Linked DNA regions of Mus musculus: region 1 is linked to region 2. A link is a contact called in ENCODE Hi-C or POLR2A ChIA-PET data. All regions are on one chromosome and are shown on one strand. Each heading gives the region's core, a stretch centred on a gene start or an enhancer-like site at or near the end of the contact. The rest is flanking DNA. Distances are from core to core; before and after follow the strand shown.

Evidence for each region. A loop is a pair of places that touch in the nucleus more often than their neighbours do. ChIA-PET counts read pairs that join two places held with the same protein, here RNA polymerase II (POLR2A).
Region 1: a loop to region 2 is called in a map of Patski, with 2.4 times the contacts of the local background. The contact joins the promoter of Bcas3 here to the promoter of 1700125H20Rik in region 2. A Hi-C loop is called at or near these places in 1 of 37 maps with a recorded cell type or tissue (Patski). POLR2A ChIA-PET finds 5 or more read pairs at or near these places in 3 of 5 experiments (Patski and embryonic stem cell).

What each region holds. Positions count from the first base shown.
Region 1 is chr11:85,351,245-85,357,881 of GRCm38, reverse strand. It overlaps Bcas3 (breast carcinoma amplified sequence 3), which reads right to left and starts at 4,718. Exons shown (of 24, transcript NM_001166643.1): 1 at 4,649-4,718; 2 at 2,907-2,994. The coding sequence starts at 2,989.
Region 2 is chr11:85,168,832-85,176,184 of GRCm38, reverse strand. 1700125H20Rik (RIKEN cDNA 1700125H20 gene) reads right to left here and starts at 5,089. Exons shown (of 6, transcript NM_028589.1): 1 at 4,958-5,089; 2 at 3,250-3,351; 3 at 2,822-2,997; 4 at 2,069-2,168. The coding sequence starts at 5,008.

The sequences.
Region 1 (6,637 bases), core at 3,469-5,968, 180 kb before region 2:
CAGGCCAGTCTTGGCTATAGTGAGATCCTGTTTCAAAGAACCAAATTTAAAAAAAAAAAAATGGGGCTGGAGGGAGAACTCAAAGGTTAAGAGCACTCTACTGGCTGCTTCTCCAGCACCCCCCGCTCGGCGGCAGGTAACAGCCATCTGTAACTCCAGCTCTGAGGGATCCTACACCCTCACACAGACATACACACAGGCAAAGCACCAATGCATGTGGAATAAAAATAAATGTTTAGATGTCGGGCATGTAGGTTAGGCGTCCATCCCAGCACTGTATAAAGCAGGCGTGATGATACACACTTGTTAGGTCAGCACTCAGAGGTAGAAGCAGGGGGGTCAGAGGTTCAGGAAGGCCAGCCTGGGCTACAAGGCCCTACCTCAGAAAAGAAAAGAATAAGAATTTTTCCTAAACCCTTTAAAAACAAAACAAAATGCCCTAGAGACCTATAAAAGTAGGCCAAGAAAAAACAAAATCAAAAAAGTCACTGAGCCAACTCTGCCAGGCACATTCTTCATCACCACCCTCCTTGTCCTCAGTCACAGGCAGCTCCAATTCCTAAGGCTTGCCACCCTCTGTGCCAGGTCAGGGTCTTATGCCATCCTTCCTCCTTCGTCCCATCCGCTCCTTTTCTTCTAACACCCTTCCTCCCACCCACATTCCCAGTTCTGTGTGGCTTCCTCAAGTCACCCTTATACATACATCCCCTTCCACCCTCCAGCAAGGCTCAGACAGCATCCTTATCTATTTCCCCAAGCAGAGTATAGGCTCCCGTAAGGAAAGTAACCTATCTCTCATATTTACCTTTCACATCAGAACCTGCTAACCAGTACAAGTGAGAAATTGGTGCTCAAGCATCATTTTTCAAAAGAACACAGGATGCTGTACCCAAAATTATTTTTTCTAACCCTAAAAACATCTATGCAACAAAAATAATTACTATGGTGTAAACACCATACGGTGGGGTTGCAGAGAATACTAAATGGGAATACAAGATGCTGCAGACCCACTAACTGGAATCCATCCTGGCTCCCATCCTGGCTATTCCCAATGACAAGTTAACTCCTCTGTGCTTTGTTTCCCTCACCTATAAAGGCAGATAAAAATAGTAGCCTAACTCACAGCTAATAACATGTTTAACTTGATAACACAGCAAATGTCACAAAGAAACTCAGCTCTAGAGAATACAGAAGGGGGAAGGCAACACTGTGACATCACTGTGCACATTGATGTTTTAATCTGCAAAGACTGTCCCTAAGATATAAATTCCAAAGGAAACCATCTAAAATATATTCCCTCCAAGCAACTTTTTTGAGGCAGCATCTTGCTGCATGGCTCAGACTGGCCTGGAACTCATTCTCTCTAGTCCAAGATGTCCTCAAACTCACTACACAGCCTCCCAAGTACTAGGACTACAGGTCTGAGCCACTCTCCCTTGCTTGCTAAGATAATTTTGAAACACACAAGATATGACCTGCATTTGTAACCTCAGCTCTATGGATGCAGAAGACAGATACCTAGTGTGAGTTTGAAGACACTGTGGACTATATCCTAAAACAGTTAAAACGTAAAAGCCAGATGAGCATAATAGCCCACGCCTTTAACCTCAGGACTCAGGAGGCAAGAGGCAGGGGCATCACTGCCAGCATGGTCTACATAGAGTTCTAGGACAGTCAGAGCTACATAGTGAGATGCTGCCTTGAAAAACACAAGATGAACAAATAACAACAAAAAGTCAGAAGGCACAGCACATGTCAGTAATCCGAGCACCTGGAAGGCCAAGCCAGGACAGCCACTGGTTCAAGGACAGCCTGGGATAAGTCATTGTCAGGTCAGCTAGGACCACACAGAAAACACCTCTCAAAAAAAAAAAAAAAAAGCCGGGCGTGGTAGTGCACGCCTTTAATCCCAGCATTCGGGAGGCAGAGGCAGGCAGATTTCTGTGGATTTCGAGGCCAGCCTGGTCTACAAAGTGAGTTTCAGGACAGCCAGGGCTATGCAGAGAAACCCTGTCTGGAAAAAACAAGAAAAAAAGGTTGGACATGGCAATGTATGTTTTTAATCCCAGCAATTGGAGGTAGGGATCTTGAGACCAGCCTGGTCAATATAGTGTGTTTCAGACTAGCCAGAGCTACATAGAAAGAACCTGTCTCAAAAAAAAAAAAAAAAAAAAAAAAAAACCTGGGAGTGAACCTGGGAGTGGGGATTGGCAGCACATATTTGGAATCTCAGCTTTGAATGATGGAGGCAGGATCTGTTCTGCTATATAACAATTGTTAAAACAAATAGGAACTTGTCTCAAAATCCCAAAGAAAAAGCAGTTTGCCTGTTTCTTATATTATTCTATTGTCTTTGCTGAGTCCAAGTATCCAAATTCTAGCCTTTAAAGATGAACTCAAAATGTAAACCTTCTTTTAAGTTTTTTAAATTATACTATTTTTTATTTATTTATCTACTTATTTAGTGGTGCATGGGGGGGGGGGTATGGGCCATGAACTTGGAATTGGTCCCCTCCTCCTAACCTGTGGGACCCAGGGATCAAACTCAGCCCCTCAGGCTTACGGCAAGCTCAGCCCCACTGAGAGTGTTCCCTTCTTGTGAAGCCTTGTTACTACTACTATAGCCTTCCAAATACACAAAAAGTGCAAAGTGTTTACAGAAGCAACCACTATCCGAATGGACACTCTGGGAGTTTTGGAGGAGAGTCTGCTTGTTTTCAGACAGGGTTTCTTTATGTAGTCCCAGCGGGCCTAGAACTTGTTTTGTAGACCAAGCAGGCCTCAAACTCAGAGATCTGCTTCTGGCTCCGAAGTGCTGGGACTAAAGACATGTGCTACTACCACCCAGCTCAAACAGATATTCTGAGTGGGAACTGTTTTCTAGAATACTGCTTTCTTCAGCTTACGTGACGGCCTGAGGGCGGACCACGACTCCGCCAGTACAACGACTGGGTCTCCGAGGAGAATCTGTAGCCATTGTTTCATTCATGAGACCTGTTTCCAGAGAAAAGAAAAGTGTCAGAAGGAGAGGTGTACGATTATTCATTAAATATCCCTTTGCCAAACTGTGACAAACCATGAATTTTCCCAGAAACTTGTGGCCTAGATCTCTCAGAGACCTGCCAGCCCAACTGATAGGATTATAGGTGTGTACCCACCACACCCAGGAAGTTACTTTTCTTTTTTTAAGATAGGGTCTTACCCAGGAATTGAGGCTGACCTTGAACTATGCAGTATCTGAAAGTCAAGACAGTTCAGTCTTTGGCAGAATCTTCCTATAATTTATAACTAGGAGGAAAAGAGACAGAGAACTAAATGGGAACTATATAACACAGGATCACTTAGAAAAACAAATATAGGGCTGAAGAGATGGTTCAGGGGTTAAGAGCACTGACTGCTCTTCCACAGGTCCTGAGTTCAATTCCCAGCAACCACATGGTGGCTCACAACCATCTGTAATGGGTTATGAAGCGCTCTTCTGGTATATCTGAAGACAGCGACAGTGTACTTACATATATAAAAATAAATAAATCTTTAAAAAAAGAAAAATAAAGAAATGCAAATATAAAGCTCAGTGGGACATAACATACCAGCAGTTCCAGTTCCCAGGAGGCTGAGGCAAGGAAATTGCCTTGAGTTCAAGGGCAATGTAAGCCTGAGATTCTTAGTATTTTATTTTTAAAAATATAATAATAATAATAATAATAATAATAATTTAAAAAGCTGGTCACAGGTGGTGATGCATATGCATGCCTGAGAGGCAGAGGCAGGAGGATCAGGAGTTCAAAGTCAACCTTAAGGGCACAGCCATATAAAGACCAGATGGCCCATGTGAGCCTCAGAACAAATACACGTAACAGGATACCACTCTGCCTTCAGATAAATCTGTTGAGGACAGATAAAACTGTGTAGCCACATTTAAATAATATTTTAACCTCCAGCTATTGTAACGTAATCACCAGCGTGTAAACAAATTTGGAATATAAACTCGTATAATATAAGGAGCCTCTGGATTTTCCCACAGTCTAAGTAAGTCCCAGACCTTGACTATCTAATGAGTTTCTGAATCATAGAGGTGGTTTGGAGAGTACAGAGTCTGCTTCATTATGGTTAAAGGGGGACTGGCAACAGAACTAAAGATGTCTTACAAGGCTCAGGAAAGCCCACAGCCTAAAAGCATCACTTTTAAGAAGGGTTCACTGTACCACCTCATTTGAAAAACCCCAAACTGTTGATCCCCACATTCCTATACAACCCAAACAACCCATTGTCCCAACTAGTCCAGCTACCCCTTTCTTAGGCAGTACCTTTCACCAGACCCCTCAGTACTCTCATCTTCATTCCACCCTCTATTACCCGAACCAGTCTCCCCACCTCTGTCCTTTAAAGGCCTTGTCACTTGAGAACAGCTCCTCGAAAGCCCCTCGGGCCCCACTCTCCCCAAAGTCACGGGAACAACACTCCACACTTCACCTCCAAAGCCCTACCACCACTGCCCCCGGCCGCCCTCTGGCCTCTTGCCCAGCTCTCCTCCAGTTTCAGCACCTTTCCCCGTCAACTGGGGCTGGTCAAGCCCTGTTTCCTCATGCTGCCTGTCCCTTTCCCTCTCCAAACCTCCCCTAAGCCAAAGACCCGCCAGCCCTCTCACCGGCCGCTCCGCCGGTAAACGCTGTTCTCCAGCTTCAGGCTCACTGTTTGGAGTCTCCCTCGTGATTGACGGCTAGCACTTCCTACCACGCCTCGGCGGAACCACCGCATCAGCCAATCCCAGGAGCAAACTGGCCCCGGCGCGGCACCGCCCTTGGAGGTCAGCTTCGCCAACCAGCGAGTAGGAAAGAGGCGGACCCGCCTTCAGAATCCATCCAATCCGCTGGGGCTGGAGGGAAAACACAACAGTATGGAAGTTCGGGTGAAGCGGGTGGGTCAGGTTCGGTTGTGAATGCAGGCGGCAGGGGAGAAAAGGCAGGCGTGTCTGCGGGCCTGGAAGAGGCACCTTGGTGGATTTTCTGTTTTAAGGAAACGCTACATGCACCAAATACCTGCGGACCTCAGCCAGAAGTCTCCAGCGAGGAGCCCGAAGCCAGGTATACTGGTGTGTTTACATCGAATTCTCGCGACAGCTGATTTGAAGCTAAAAGCACGTGGACGTGGCAGCTGCCAATCACTTTTACCTGACCACTCAGGCTGCCCGAGCCCGCCCTCCACCCCGCCCGCGGCGCTGTGTTTACCTTCCGGGAGTCTAGGCTGGCAGTCCGTGTTCAGTCCCCTGCTGAGTACGTCTTGCTCTGAATAAGGGGGCCTGTAAGAAATTTTGTTGGAGTCCTTAATGGTTACTGTCATAGGAATGGATGTTCGTGAACATCTGGAAATGGAGAGGCCCCAGACTTTGGAAGGGGGAACTTGTTGCACAATATAGGGATCCATAGAGAGTCTAAGAAGACTACCTGGGGCTTTGCAAGATGGCATTGGATACGTCTTAAGGGTTCATGGAGTCTCAAGTAGTCGTAGGCCGGGAGCTCTTGCTTAAAGAAACCCACAATCACACTCCTAGCTTTCCCATATATCTTTCCCCTGAGCACCTAGTAACCTGTACCAAAATCTCTTTTTATGGGATTCCAGTAACACATGCACTATATTCCCTATATTCCCAGCACTGGTGTACATAACAAGTTCTAAGCCAGTCCAGTGCCACCAAGTTTGAAAACACTGTCCCTTCCAAAAAATCTTTTTTAATAAGATATAATTCTTTTAAAAATAATAAACGGGCCTGGAATTTGGACATGATGCTCCTGCCTAGATGTGGACTAGGCGGCTAGGTATGACCAACAAGGAATTCGTAAAAGTACCTTTGCCTATCATACAGGTTAAAGTAGACTTTTTAGGCATGTCATCAGTGTCAAGAGTTAGCTGGAGGTCGTGGTCAAGGCCAAAAAAACTCATTTCCATGGCCATATGTCTTAGTTAGGGTTTCTATTGCTGTGACGAAACACCAAGACCAAAAGAAACTCGCTGGCTGGGCAATGGTGGGGCACTCCGAACTCCGAGCACTTGGGAGGCAGAGGAAGGCAGATTTCTGAGTTCGAGGCCAGCCTGGTCTACAGAGTGAGTTCCAGGACAGCCAGAGCTACACAGAGAAACCCTGTCTCGAAAAAATAAACAAACAAAAAACTTGTTGAAGAAAGGCTTTATTTGACATACAGATCCTAAGTCCACTGAGGGAAGCCAAGACAGAAATTTAAACCAGGCAGAAACCTTGAGACAGGAGCTGTAAAAAGGCCTAGAAAAAGTACTGCTTACTGGCTTACTACTCATGGCTTGCCCTGCCTGATTTTTTATAGACTCCAGGACCACCACTCCAGATACAGCACTATCCACCATGGCCTCAATCACTAATTAAAATGCCCTACAGGCCCGCCTAAGAGCCAGATCTTATCTTGTGGAAGCATTTTTTTTTCAACTGAGGTTACCTCCCCAAAAATGACCATATCATTCACCCAAATGATAAGGGACGTTTTTCCTTATTGAGCTCTTCATAGCTTAGAATCAAAAGAAGAGGGAATGAGTGGGAATGTTTATGAATAAGAACATTACTTCTATCCATCTCCAACTTGCAGTGTGGACATGGATCCAAGGTAGA
Region 2 (7,353 bases), core at 3,840-6,339:
GCAATGGATTCTGAGGAAACAGTAAAGAGTTCATTGGCATTGAACTCTCTGCAGCGATGAGAGGCTCTGGAAGGTAAAACTGTGAGTCAGTGAGTAGAGCAGTTTGCCAAGAGCTTGAAGGAAGGAAGGAAGGAGAGTGGGCAAGGGGATCACACAAAATTGGCGAAGGGCACCTATTCTGGAAGACACTGTAATGGTTGGGACATCCACCAAACACATCAAATCCTGTAACATGAGCTGGGTGTGGTGGTGCATGCCTATAATCCTACCACTTGGGAGACTGAGGCAGGGGCATTATAAGTTTGAGGTCAACCAGGACTCAACAGCAAGATCCCATTTAAAAGAAAAAAACAGGGGAGGAGCTCACAAGGCCTCCCCTCCCCTGAGGGGCTATAGACTGTCCGTGGCTGCTAGAGAGGGAGGGACACTTTTCCATCCCATCGGTATCACTTTTCAAATAACCCCTTACCATGTAGCTATAAGCAACCCTAATTACATCTTACACACACACACACACACACACACACACACACAGAGAGAGAGAGAGAGAGAGAGAGAGAGAGAGAGAGAGGGAGAGAGAGAGAGAGAGAGAGGGAGAGAGGAGAGCAGAAAGAATGAGTTGGGAAAAGATCAGTTGGAGACTGCTGGGGTCAGAAAACAGTGTGGAGAGAGAATGTGATCAAAACAACAAAACTCAATGTATAATTAATATGTTAATTTTGTTAATTTTAAAAGTTTTAGAAATTAAATAGAGACTATAGAATATGTACAACATAAAGCCTAAATCCTGATGTACACTATCGGCCTTCTCTATTAAGAATCTATTGATGTCTTACAAGTCTTGACAAGGGTTGGAGAGAGGGCTCAGCGGTTGAGAGCACTGAGTGCTCTTCCAGAGGTCCTGAGTTCAGTTCCCAGCAACCACATGGTGGCTCACAACCATCTGTAATGGGACCTGATGCCCTCTTCTGGTGTGTCTGAAGACAGCTACAGTGTACTTATAGCCAGGCAGTGGTGGCACATGCCTTTAATCTCAGCACTTGGGAGGCAGAGGCAGGTGGATCTCTGAGTTCAAGGCCAGCTTGGTCTACAGAGTGAGTTCCAGGACAGCCAGGGCTACACAGAGAAACCCTGTCTCAAAAAACAAACAAACAAAAACACGTCTTGACAAATGTGCCTGAAGACAGCCTCTATGGATGGGGAAGAGCTTTGCATTGACTGTCCTTTATAGTGGTTTTAAGTCTATTATTACTATTATTGTTGTTGTTGCTTTTGACCTTGTTATGTAGACAAGGGTGTCCTCAAACTCATAGATCACAAAACTCTGCTGGCTTCTGCTTCTTGGTGCTAGGATTAAAGATGTGACCAGCATACCTGGCTAGAAGTCTTTTTTTTTCTCTTTTTTAGCTGATCACAGTAGCACACTCCCTGGATCCTAGCACCCTAAGTCTAAGGCAGGCAGACTGCAGATCTGACACCAGTCTATACGATACAGAGTAGGTTCAAGTGAGACCTTCTCTCAAAACAAATAATCAAAGCCTATTAATTTTTAAAAGTTTATCAATCTGGTTCAAATTCCACATCACAATTAAGAAACTACTATTTGTTGTAATTTTGGTAGGACAGCAAAGAAAAATATCTGTTCTTCTGTAGATAAGAGACTGACTATGGAAGCTGACCTGAGAGTGCAGCTCCTTCCCTGAGCCAGATGCTAGAAAAAGCTCAAAATATAACATTATTACTTTCTGATTTTTTTGAAAGGCAGTTACTTTTTCATAAATATTTTTTTCATAGAATATCTGTGTATAAAATAGATATTTTAATTTTCAAAGAGTTTAATAAACACATGCTTAAAATTTCCTTATCTAAAATCTTTAGTAAATATTAATAGCTATAATATAATCACATCTTTTGGAGTTCTTTCTGATTTCAAGAAGTAAACGTGTCCAAGAGCAGGGTATCTGAGAGCCACTGTATGAGGACAGAGCTGGGGTCCTACCCTCATGATCTAAAAGTACATTAATCAAACTCCTACTGGACCTCAGAGGAGTTTTCTGGAAGGCCTCACCAGGAACTTGGCCGTCTGGTTCGTCTTGGTGTACTTATAGAGCCGACGAAGCTGCTTTGCTTCCAGCTCTGAGAAGAGGGAGACAAACCGCCACAGCATTCTGCAGAGAGAAACCCGAGACCAGTGTGAGAGAGGCTGACTAGGACCCGTTCTTCCTAGGCACTGTCCTGTGACCAGGATCTACCTGGCAGAAATAGGCTACAAGGTGCTTCCTCCGTCTCAGGTTGAGGGGATAGGGATGGAGACCAGAACAGAAATACCATGTGCTGGTATCAAACACCTGCACACAGCAGCTCTTCATCTAAAGGTGAAAGGGCTCTTAGGAGAAGCTTAAAAATGTGTGTGTGTGTGTGTGTGTGTGTGTGTGTGTGTGTGTATCTGTCTGTCTGTCTGTCTGTCTGTCTGTCTGTCTGTCTGTCTATGTGTATGTCTGCCACAGTGCATGTGTGGAGGTCAGAGGACAACCAATAGGAGTGGATTTCTCCTTCTACCATGTGAGTATAAGGGATAGAACTCAGATAATCTGGCTTAGTAACAAATGCCTTACCCACTGAGGCACCTGGAGGTTCTTGGGAACGGCTTTTGTCTACTGTGTGTACAGCTAAGGTACAATCAGTGCTATCCTGACGGCTAGAGGGACCTATTTTTTAAACATCAGCTATCTCCCAGGATCTTAACCCTCTTCATGCCTGGAGAATCTTGACAATAGCATAATCTTGAATGGAGGTGGGATAAGGCTAGGAAGCTGCCTACTTTTTCCAGTGCTTGATCTCCCAGGCTCGGCAATAATGCTGCAGAAAGGTGTTAATATGGCCCCCTAGGGCCTCAAGGCTCTGCTTCGTATACTTTATCCTTTTCTTCTGGGGAAGGTCCTTGGGCAGGTTCAACTTTCGAAGGAACTTCTTCAGAGGCCTCAGGTATTCTTTACACTGAGAGGTCACAGGCAAGGTGAGGGGCTGAGGGGTGTGGAGGAAAGGCAGGTGGACAGACCCCAGTGCCTGACAAGTTGGCCTGACTACAGTTCTTAATGGACCACAAAGGGCTGTGTGCTCACAAGGCTCCAGTGGGTCCCCTCCCCATTTCCATCCTGACTGTGACAGATCAGGTGGTGGGAGAGGAGGGTCAGAAGCCTCCTGATCCCTCCCAGGCTAGGGGGACAAGGTTTCAGGCTGGCTCCTTACAATTTTGAAGGTATCCTGGCTCAGGCCCTTGGCATGACGGACCAGAGCATCTCCCGTGGGCACGGTGCTGGAGCTCCTCTCTAAACAGGGAACGCTCCCCACCTGGAAGGAGGGGCACAGTCAGAGAGGGGCTTGGGCCTGAGGACCAGTGCTGGGCAGATACTGGCAAATGACAACCAAGGCCTTCTTTATTTTCCCTATGATCTCTCTCTCTCTCTCTCTCTCTCCCTCCCTCTCTCAAAACATTGCCAGGTCAGTGAGTCTGGCCCAAAAGACCCCATCTTTGAAAACCTCTCCTTGGAAAACCTAAAATATTTTACCTATTTCTTTCATAATTATTCTTGGCTATACTGAGAAACATTGTAAAGCTCTTGATAAACATTTACTAATTTTCTTTTCCCACAAAGACTGTGAGGTTAGCTACCATTTCCTCTGGTTATAACTGAGAACTCCCAGGCACAGAAAGAATTCTGTGACTCCTCAGGGGGATGGGCAACAACCATGTTTCCTTTCTTTTCTTCTTCTTCTTCTTCTTTTTTTTTTTTTTTTTTTTTTTTTTTTTTTTTTTTTTTTTTGGTTTTTTGAGACACAGTTTCTCTGTGTAGCCCTGGCTGTCCTGGAACTCACTCTGTAGATCAGGCTGGCCTCGAACTCAGAGATCTGCCTGCCTTTGCCTCCTGAGTGCTGGGATTAAAGGTGTGTACCACCATGCCCGGCCCATGTCTCCTTTCATTTGGACATACCGAGGTGCCAGGCCAATGTCTATGCATCTCTAAATGTTAGCATCATGGCATGCATGAAGGGCACCCGGTAAAGGGTGGTGGTGGTAACAAGGGACTTGTGACACAAAGTGAAGCAAAGGGAACTGAAAACTAGTGGTGACAAAGGGTCTGAAATATTACTGATTTAGCACAGGATTATTAGACTGGTGTTAACTGGGTTTGAAACTTAAAGTTTCTTGTCTTTTTTCATTTTTGTTTGCTTGTGTTTTGGGATTTTTGTTTGTTGTTTAGGATTTTTTGTTTGCTTGCTTTTTTTCCTCCCCCAAACAATGAAACCACTTTCTCTGTGCAGCCCTAGCCGTCCTGGAACTCACTCTGTAGACCAGGCTGGTCTTGAATTCACAGAGCTCCATCTGCCTCTGCCTCCTAAGTGCTAGGGTTAAACTCACATTTTCAAAGCCTCTCAGAACAATTGGATTACTTGCCGTTGGAGTTCAGGAGAGGAAGAGCCACACTCAGAGCACTCTGAAGGGAAGCTAGGTAAAGTAGGTACAGGACAGGTTCCCCCCAACTGTAGAGAGTGGGGGACTTTGGCTAACTCCATAAACACAGCACATAACTGAACAGAGACCGTAACACATACGTGTGCTCACATGGACATGGGTAACCCTTTATAACTAATGATCAAATGGGACTTCTCACTGTCTTGACAGAAACACAGCTTTGATAAACACGTTTCCTACTTGCTTACCCCTGCTTTGCGGCTCTGGGGAGTCAAACCCAGGACTAGGGCAGGCAAGCTCTCTACTCCTGAGCTACACCCTGGCCCAACTGTCTGAAGGAATTGTGTTCTCTTGTTCTTTGGGGCTTTTGCCAACCCACATACTCCACCATTTTCTCATCTTGTCTCCTTCCTTGAATTTCATGTTCGTGGCTTTCCAAAACCAGCCCTTCCCTGGTTCCCTCACATCCCAGCCTCACTTCACCTTCTCTAGTGGCTTGTCTCCTTCACCCCCTTGCCAATCTGAGGCTTCCATCTCAACAGCTGGGTGGGCAGACACCAGGATAGCACAGTCTCAGGTTCCCCACAGACTTCTAACTTACTGCTTCTGTGACCTGAGTGCCCCAGGTAGTGGGCAGGTTGGCTCCAGAACTCGGAGCAAAACCATGGCAACTGCCAACACAGAGCTCAGGCCCCTCTCTACCCTGTTCACTCATGCCTCAGGGTGGCAGCCAACTATCTCCTTCAGCTGGGATCTGGACTAGGTAAGTCAGTGAGCCACGTGTGCTGTCCCCCCCACCCCACTTTTTTTTGGGGGGGTTGTGTGTCAGTGCTTACAGCTGACTAGGACCAAATGGCACACCTCTGGCCAGAAGCTATTGATTTTAAACCTCGGTAAAGTTTCTGAAGTAATTTTCCTGGATGGACACCACTCCGCAGTTATTCCGGAGGCTTATTGAGAGAGAAAGTGTGTGTATTGGGGGCGCGGGGGCGGGGAGGGGAGAGTTGTAACAGTCTTTTCCAGAACAAAGGACTAAAAGGTGTGCTGAAAGAGAGAATGGAATATAATAAATCTCTACTGAAATACACTGCTAGCGCCCTGTAGCCATCTAGTTAATAAATGATTGTGTGGAGTGATGTTTGGGTTGCTTTAAGGGCACTTACAAAAGTACCAGCTGGCATGTATTTCATTAATCTCACCAAAACCTTCCTGGGAGTAGGTGCCAAGTAGTGACCCTGTTTCATAATGAGCCTGGGTAGCCGAGGTCCTATCACTTGCCTTAAGTCAGTGGCCACTGAAACAGAAGTAAGGCTTTTGGTTGGATTCGGAGTGCTCTGGCTTCTCCAGCATGCCAGCGGGAGGCCGGGGCGACCGAGCAAACACTTATCAGCAGTGTCTTGAGCTGCAGGCATGGTTCCGGCTGATGGGTGCTCAGCCGCTCGGTCAGGACAAGCTTTGTCCCTAGCAGGGCACCAGCGCCCCCTCGTGTCTTTCCCCAGCTAGCGTAGCGAGTTGCCCGGTGTAAAAGACCGTTGCAGCTGCAGTTTATCCATTTAAGCCATGTTTCCCCTGGAACGCTGGGTTCCATCTCCAGGGCCTCTTGGATGTCGCTCAGTTTGATCATGTTCTCCCTATTCTTTGGTGGCCTCTGGGTCAGCCAATAGAACTTCCCTCTGTCCATCTAGCCTCACAGGTCAGGACATGGCAGCTCTTACCAGCTCCAAGGCTGGACAGGCCAGGAGACCCTGGGGTTTGGGGCGAGTTCCTTTTCTGTCCAGAAATAAACTATTCTCTGTACTATTATGTTTAGCAAATTGTGGAGAGGAGATGGGGACAATCAAAGTCCCTACTTCTCTGCTTCACTTTGGAAGACCTGCTCCCTGAGGATTATTTCACAGCTAAGGACAACCATGTTGGTAAGAGGAAGGCAAAAGAAAGCCTCCTAGACACTCTATAAAATTGTCAGTAAACAATGTGTTTGAAAATGTAGAACATGCATTACCTCTGTCCATCCTGGGGAGAGCCTTAAGGAGAAAAAAATTGACAATAGTGGCATTCTGAAGATGTCACTAGGATAAATAAAATGTTATGTCACATATCTGTCCCCCGTGTCCAAGTGCTATTCTACGCCTAAAGCTCCTGAGCTGAGAGCAGCAGCATGTGCACACGGTTCCGTTTTTGAATATGCACTAAAAAGGTGTTGGAGTATATGCTCCAAAAGCCCCCAGGGGATGGCCCTCATTCTGCTTCCTCTGTCCTGCTGCTAAGCTGGCCAGGGCGGGACCTTGTAATAGTCGTGTCCAGGAAGGCACAAGACCTAGGACTGTTGTAAGGTCAAGGCCAGTCTGGACAACACAGCACAATTTTGTCTCAAAAAACAAAACTTAAAAATGTATTATGAAGAGACAGTGGAAAGACTGGAGTGGGAGGACAAACTAGGAGGGGGATAGTTGGCAGAGTGCTTTCTTATCACGCAGAATGTCCTGGGTTTCATGCCCAGCACTACAGAAACCAGACGCACATGCCTGTAATCTCAGCATTCTGGAGAAGGGAGAAGACTATTACAAGTTCAAGTCCAGCCTGGCCTATTGTCAGTACAGATTCAGTTTTAGTCACCCAGACTACATGGATATTCTGTCTCAACAAATAAACAAACAAACAAACAAAACCCCAAACCCCCAAAATTGTCACATACATCATCCAAAAGTGGCATGAGATATGAAATAACACTGAAAAAAATTTTAAAAAGATTTGAATAAACACATACATGTGTATATTACTTGTATATACACACACCTACATTTGAAAAAGAAACAGATGTTTTAAAAACAAAAGGCTTAGCTATTCTGGTCTCTTCATTCACTCTCTTCTCCAACCCC